Regions from separate parts of the Homo sapiens genome. Here all the other regions are linked to region 1. The links are chromatin loops, found by intact Hi-C in ENCODE. Cell type or tissue: IMR-90. All regions are shown on one strand.

Evidence for each region. Peaks named below come from ENCODE experiments on the same cell type or tissue, not always from the same donor. Only the 100,000 strongest peaks of a DNase experiment are listed, where the experiment ranks them.
Region 2: a loop joins it to region 1, with 6 times the contacts of the local background. A loop is called at or near these places in 5 of 110 quality-filtered maps.
Region 3: a loop joins it to region 1, with 8 times the contacts of the local background. A loop is called at or near these places in 3 of 110 quality-filtered maps.

Annotation. Positions count from the first base shown.
Region 1 is chr18:24,671,590-24,674,089 of GRCh38, forward strand. No RefSeq gene overlaps it. Among named protein-coding and RNA genes, the nearest start is that of LINC01915, 45 kb to the left of the region's middle. In IMR-90, a CTCF peak has its summit at 1,160 (motif pointing left); no DNase peak of the experiment used is centred here; H3K27ac peaks cover 1,514 bases.
Region 2 is chr18:24,543,238-24,545,737 of GRCh38, forward strand. No RefSeq gene overlaps it. Among named protein-coding and RNA genes, the nearest start is that of LINC01915, 84 kb to the right of the region's middle. In IMR-90, a CTCF peak has its summit at 1,014 (motif pointing right); no DNase peak of the experiment used is centred here; H3K27me3 peaks cover 344 bases.
Region 3 is chr18:24,486,282-24,488,781 of GRCh38, forward strand. No RefSeq gene overlaps it. Among named protein-coding and RNA genes, the nearest start is that of HRH4, 27 kb to the left of the region's middle. In IMR-90, a CTCF peak has its summit at 1,555 (motif pointing right); a DNase peak (open chromatin) is centred at 1,590; H3K27me3 peaks cover 581 bases.

The sequences.
Region 1 (2,500 bases):
AGGGAGAGTTACAAAGACAGAGAGGAAAGGAGGGAGGGGGAGAGGGACAGAGAGGGAAAGATGGAGATTTAGAGAGAAACAACGAGAGACACAAGGAAAGCAGGCAGAGAATAAACAGAGAGAACCAGATAGCCTGGAGAAAAGCAAGTCCCCGTGCCAGGGCTGAGAGGCTGGGAGATCCTCACCCACCCACTTCGGATCTGCACTCATCCCCACCTCTTAGCCTGTATAACCCGTTGGAGCATCAAGGCTTAAGGAAGTCCGTGGAGCCTTGTAAATGTGATATGGTTTCTAATGGATACCCTGTGAATTCCCTGATGTGGAACAAAAAGGTTGTGGGACCAAAGTTAATATTTTTAGGTTTTATTTAAATAGGGGGTTATGCCAGGGATTCAGTCATGTGAGCTGGACATCTCATCCAGGTGGGAGAGTCAAATCAAGAACTGAATCCTGGGGGCGGCCAGCAGGACTGGGGGCAAGGCATGTTCATTCTTCCTAAATGAGTCTTTATTGCAAGAGTGCTGCTTTCTCTCTGGTGCTTGTTAAATACTGTATTTATGCTGTGTATTTGTATACAGTGGGATTAAGGGACCAAACTGAATTACTGATGATGGTTGCTTGAAGGGGTGTTTGACTAGGAGATTTACACAGCGTTCTTAATAATCTTTTTTATTTATTTATGGAATGTTATCATTCCAAACGTACAGTTCTGCCATCCCTTGGGAAAGATGCTTTCTGTTTGAGGGCCACCAGCTCTGCATGTTGATTTGAAAAGAGATAAAAGAGCATCTGGCCACCACAGCACAGGCTGCACTTCCCTCCCTCTTCATTATGCAGAGAGCTGATGCAATTTTTGCTTCTTTCCTATTTATACAAATAAAGACCACAATTTGGGAAATATGTCATGCTGGCATTAAACACCACCAATCTTGCTGGGTTGAAATGTACACGTTCCATTAACAACAATTATATTGTATAATTAAGGTTTTGGTCCCCAAAGTCTGACGTGGAAGCTTCCTCAAATACCGATGGGTTTATTGAAGATGTTAAAATAAATATACCCCTCCCGTTGCCCTCCTCCACTTCCCCATTCCTCGCCCCCCTTCCAAAAGCACCACCAATACCTGAGTCAATGACTTGGTCTGCAGTAAAAGTGGGGTTCAAGTGCCCTCTAGTGTAGCTGTGACTGTGTGGATATGAAAATAGAAAAGCTTTGAAAAGGCAGACAAATGCCTGCAAGCAGAATCATCGAACATTCCTGTACATTTGATGGGGCTCCTGTGTACGAGTTCCACATGATCAACACTGGGTGCAGGCAGGTGATTTGGACCCCTCAGGATGATGCTGTCCATACAATCTTGCTATAATGGTACTCTCCATCATTCTTTTGTGGGCCTCTCAGTTCAAGTTTATGTGGAAATTTCCCAAGGTGTATGCAATCTTGGCACACTCATGTGTAAACAGTTACAGGGAAAGGGCTAATGAGGTTCAAGCCCTTGCACCTGGGAGTGTCTCTTGACCTCCCCTCCCCCACCGCCCTTGCTCCCCCCCACTGCCAACCCCCACCACAGTCTTGGCACATTTTACTCTTCTGGCAGCTGGAGAGAGCTCTGACCTGTGTCTCATCAGTGAATGCTGGTTGTGACAATAATGAATTTCTAATGGCAATTAACACAGTGACAGGGTTTATAAATTATAGATTATGACAACACTCCCTGCGATCTGGTTTTTTCCTTTGAAGACCACCTGGCTACCAATAACGGTCTCACCAGCCAAATCCTGTATTTGTGGGCCAAGACAGAAGAAGAACAACAATGAAAAAAAGCTGGAAATCTTAGAGCAGACTCACATCTTAACTAGGAGAATACGTGCTGGCCCAAGTGCCCCAGGACTGAAGCAAATCAGACATAGGGGAGGAGGGAGAATGTTAGAATGAGGCACACCTGATTCAGCCGCTAAATAGTCTGGTTGGCTAAGAATCACAATCGAGGCATTTTGCCTTTCTAGTTTTCTTTGGTGAAGATCTGTGAGCATCCAAATGATATGAAGAGCAATATGGCTAATCTGCACTACTTCGTGAGTACATATATTCTGAAGAAAGTTGTAGTTGGGAAAGGTGAGGATGGGTCACTGCTCCATCCTCAGACAGGACTGTAGTGTGTGGGTGTGTCGATGTGTTTCCTTGCTGAAAGTGAAAATTGGGTAGATTTTCTTCCAGAATTGAATGATGGTGGAGGCATGATTCCTGGGTAGGCCTACACATATAGCACATGATTCTGTATTTAGTTACTCTTTAAATCCCTAGGAGAAAATTGGCTCAGGATAGAAAAGGGAAATATGTTGAAAATTTTGGTAGACTTCCTGGAAATGTGGAAGCATGCGCAATTTGTGGAGGTGATAATGTTAAGGGGATTGAACAGATAATAAACTCATACTAATACTAAGGTGAATAGGCAAGACGGATTATTTTGGGAGACTCCTGTGGCAGAAACTATTGACT
Region 2 (2,500 bases), 130 kb before region 1:
CGTTTAGATCAGCCTCTGATAAGTCTGGCTGTTGAACCATGAGCTTAGGGACTGTCGCTTGTCACAAGCTCCTGTTCCATTCTCCCAGGCCACTGCTTAGTGGGTCAGCTACAAACACCACAGACTCAGTTGGCAAATTAGATAACTCAACATGTAGATTTTCAGTGTACAAACTACACAGAGATGGGATTTATACCAATTTAGCTCCTAACACTGCTTAACCCACACAGTTACCTTGTGCTGTTCCAGCCTATTTTATTCTGAGACATTTAGATCATTCAGAAACTATCCTTCTTTCTGATCTCCAGATGTGACCTCAAGGTGCAACCTCCAGATCCAAACTAGGCTGGACAGACCCACCAAATCCTTAACTGGCAGATCCTTTGGGGTATAATGCCTAGGAAATCCTCAATTCATTCATTCATTCATTCATTCATTCATTCATTCATTCATTCATTCATTCAAAGAGTCAAAAATATCCGAGCCCTTGCTATGTGCTGACATTGTGCTAAGTGCCAGGGGAGAAAAAGCAAATAAGCCCAGGGCCTTACCCTAATACAGTTCTCTGTCTGAGAGCCTTCAGCTGGGCTCATTCTTTCAGCTTTCTGTTCTTTGTTCCTGGTTTGACTTATGGAACACCGTCTCTCTCATTTTCCCGCTGTACACATTTATGGCCATCCTCACACACTGTGCTTCCCGTGGCAACTCATTGCTGACTCCAATTTGGCAGGTAGTTTATTGCCTGCTCCATTTTATAGATGAGGCAGTAGAGAGCTCTTTTTTCTATGCTTGAGCGAAGACTGTCTGCAGACATGAATGCTACAAGCTGAGAGGCAGAGGCCAGTGTTATCCTGAATTTGAAGACACAACATTCAGGCTTTTCTTGATGTTCAGAGGAACCCAAAACTGAGTTGTTCAAAAAATATTTTTTCTGGTATAATTATTTCTAGGTTGGGGGAAAAAAAAAAAAAATCACAAACCTCATCCAGGTGTAACTTAATTGACCACTGGATGTCACCATTGCTCCATATAAGTACTGTGGACGGCTGCTGGACGCTAGAATTTGGGAGCATTTGAAGGTCTGTCTCTGCATTTTTAGCACTCTTGCTTTGTCCAATTTGCATTATAGTCACCCCAGAGCTTCTGCAAAACAAGATGGGATTATAAATAAGCAACTCAACAAAGAAATAAAATTCATCTTACCAAGGAGTAACCATGGTTAATGATCTGATTTAGGTGACAAAGGGATGCTTGGGCACTTGCAAATCATCCTCAGCAAACCTGAGTGAAAGCCATCATTTTTCCTTTGTCTGGAAGTCTAGATTGTCAAGAGTCTGCGTCACACAAAGACTCAGCACAGTACTCACGGAACTGAAGAGTCACACTTTAGAGGTCACCTCTTCCAACATTCTGCCCAATGCCGGAAGCCCCTTAATCCCTGTCCCCATAGGACCCAGATGAATGGCTGCCTGCTTCTAAGCATCCCTGGAGAGCAAGCTCACAGATTCACCAAGCAGCACGTTCTGCCCCAGGAGTGCTGGAATAGAGCTGGACAGGATAGGGAGGTCTCTCTTCAACTCACACGTTTGCTGTTCCTTCATGGCTGCTGTGTGATGTTATATACTCATTAATAGAGGATGTTGTGGGAGTTTGGAGGAAGGGGCTTGGCCCAGCCCAGAGGGCATGAGAAGGAGCAGCCTTGGAAGGTTCAGTTCCTAGAGCAGTCTAAATGGGGCCTCAGGGGAGACCCTGGGCCTTTTGGCCTCCCCTAGATTATATAATGGAATGGTTGCTTACTCTGGCTGGATACAGACCCTGTGCTTTTCATGTAGATGCTCCTGGTAAGCATAGAAGGAACTCATGGAATTCAGCAGCGGTGAAATTTAATTAATATGGTTGTCTCCCCCAGGGCTGTGGATAAGGTGGATATCTCATAATAGAATCTTGGTTTTGTACTGGAGTCTGGTCTATAACTACAGGACCACTGCTATAGAAAGATGGCTTTTTTTTTTTTGGTGGAGTCTCCCTCTGTCATCCAGGCTGAACTGCAGTGGCGCGATCTTGGCTCACTGCAACCTCCGCCTCCCAGGTTCAAGTGATTTTTCTGCCTCAGCCTGCGGAGTATCTGGGACTACAGGTGCCTGCCACCGCACTGGCTAATTTTTGTATTTTTAGTAGAGATGGGGTTTCACCATATTGGCCAGGCTGGTCTCGAACTCCTGACCTCAGGTGATCCGCCCACCTCGGCCTCCCAAAGTGCTGGGACTACAGGTTTGAGCCATGGAGCCCAGTCGATAAATGGCATTTTAAAGCCAGAGGAAAGCATGACCCGTTCTGCTGTCATGCCCACTTCCATTCTTTTAGTGCAGACTGGGGCGGGAATATGTCTCCTTCTCTCCTCATTCCCTCACTTGGAAACCCAAGCAAGAGAGCTCAGAGCCCCATCTGGAGTCAGGAAAGATGGAAGAGGTGAAGAACTCCCTGAATTTTTATAAGGCTC
Region 3 (2,500 bases), 190 kb before region 1:
CCAAACCGCCTGTTCTCTGCTCTCTTACTAAATTTCACAGTTGATCATAAAAGAAAACAACCTGCAAAATAAGTTTAGGGTAACTGTGAACATTTTTCTGATATTCACCCTTACTGAAACTTTCCAATAGGCAAGATAAAGATGTAAAAAAAAAAGATATGCTTTTTCCTCCATAGGAAGACACTTACCAGTTTCTTCTTAGATAACTGGAAACAAATGTTTTTAAAATTATTACTCTGTCTTTCCTGTTTCCTTGCCTCCAATGTAGGCCATCTGGGTCATGGCCCAGTTAGATGGGTGGTTGCAGGTTCTACGTTTCCTGGCCTCTCATTTCTGGAATCAAGTTGGTGTGAGTACAATTCTTATTTTGTATTTTTTTTCCATTTAGCGTCACATGGATGATCTGAAGTTCTGAAGGCCATATTCTTCTAGCCCATTCTCGAGACTGAGGAAAATCCCTGATGCTTTGAGACGATAGCCCCTAGCCAGGTTCATAGCATGGAGTGGTTACTAGGGGACGGGGTAGGCAGAGCCCTTGCCTTCAAGGAGTTAGAGATCGCCTGGCACGGAGTCAACAGGAACGTGAGCATGAATGTGCGCCGCAGTGAAGTGACATAGCTTGATTAATTGCTTCTTTTATAGTACTATTTGTAGGGACGCAAGAGAGGGCAGTGCTGTACAGCTGCCCCACTGCAGAGCAGCCCTGCTTGGCCCTGTATCTTTTCAGGCAACCCAGTCCTTCCACAGCAAGGCTGTGTAGCTGATGTCTTGGACATTGTATAGACAAGGCTTTGACTGGAGAAGGCTGAAATAGGATTTGCATGGATAATGGTAATGCAGAAATTTAGGTACGGTACTTACTCCACCAGCACAGGGATGAATGGCCTCATTCCTTAGAAACAAATGGATGAAGAGAGTAGTTGACTTGCCTCCGGCAGCACAATCAGCAGGTGCTGAAGCCAGAACTTGAATTCAGGGATCTGAAACTTGAGTCCAGGTGCTGAAGCTTCATCCCACACTGTCTCTCGACTCTCAGGGGGCTCTGTTCACACCATTCTCACATAGGGAAGTTAATAAGACAGAGCATGTAGAAAGAGGTGACTGGTAAGTGGACCAAACAAAAAACTGAATCAAATCAAATCAAAACAAAACAAATCGCCTGGGCGTGGTGGCTCACGCCTGTAATCCCAGCACTTTGGGAGGCCAAGGTGGGTGGATCACTTGAGGTCATGAGTTGGAGACCAGCCTGGGCAACATGGTGAACAAAAATTAGCCGTGCGTGGTGGTGAGCACCTGTAGTCCCAGCTACTCAGGAGGCTGAAGTGGGAGGATCATTTGAGCCTAGGAGGTCGAGGCTGCAGTGAGCTGAGATCACCCCACTGCACTCCCGCCTGCACCACAGAGAGAGATTCTGTCTCAAAAAAGAAAAAACAACAAACAAACAAACAAACAAACAAACCCCAAACAAACAGGACCAAAACTAAAAAGCAAATCTAAATCAACAAAATCCCGAAGTTAGGTCTTTCCCCCATCCATGTCAGCAGTCTCTGTGTTGTCCACCAGATGTCAGTAGCTCCACATAGTTTTTCTCTGTTCTGGTTCTGTCTGTGCAGCTACTGAGTACACGGGTAGGGTTGTTTTGTGTTACAATGTAAAGCAGTCTGATCACAGCACCCCACTCACTTCTCAATATTTTGTATTAAATTAAACTCAGAAAATCAGTTAAGGCTACATAAACGCCCTAAAAAATGATAAAACAATGACTTCTCCTTCTCCCCTGCTAGAAGGTAAGGCTGCCCCAGGTGCTCACATGAGGGCATACGTGCACACACACGCACTTCGCTGCATCCACCCCCACACCTGCCCTCTCCACGCGTGACACACTTCTGTTCATCCACACAGACACAGGCCCACACCAACCCACACATATCCACCCCCAATATCCACTCCACACACCACACAACCCACCCCATCCACCTCCTATCCACATTACACACACACACACACACACACACACACACACCTCGCTGCCCTGTGACATTACAAACCAGAATCACTTCTTCAAGAATCCCTTAAAATCCCCTGAGACTATAAGGTAAGTAGAAAAGTTTTTTCTGTATCTATGTCATTAGTGTCATTCCTGAATCTTTCCTAACAATATTAAAAACTACCGGCTTTTTTTTTTTTTTTTTGATGAAGTCTTGCTCTGTCACCTAGGCTAGAGTGCAGTGGCATGATCTTGGCTCACTGCAACCTCCACCTCCCAGGTTCAAGCGATTCTCCTGCCTCAACTTCCTGAGTAGCTGGGATTACAGCCCGCCACCATGCTCGGCTAATTTTTGTATTTTTGGTAGAGATGGGGTTTCACCATATTGGCCAGGCTGGTCTCGAACTCCTGACCTCAGGCGATCCACCCCACCTTGGCCTCCCAAAGTGCTGGGATTACAGACATGAGCCACTGTGCCCCAACTAAAAGCTTTTGGCTTTTTAAAAATAGCCA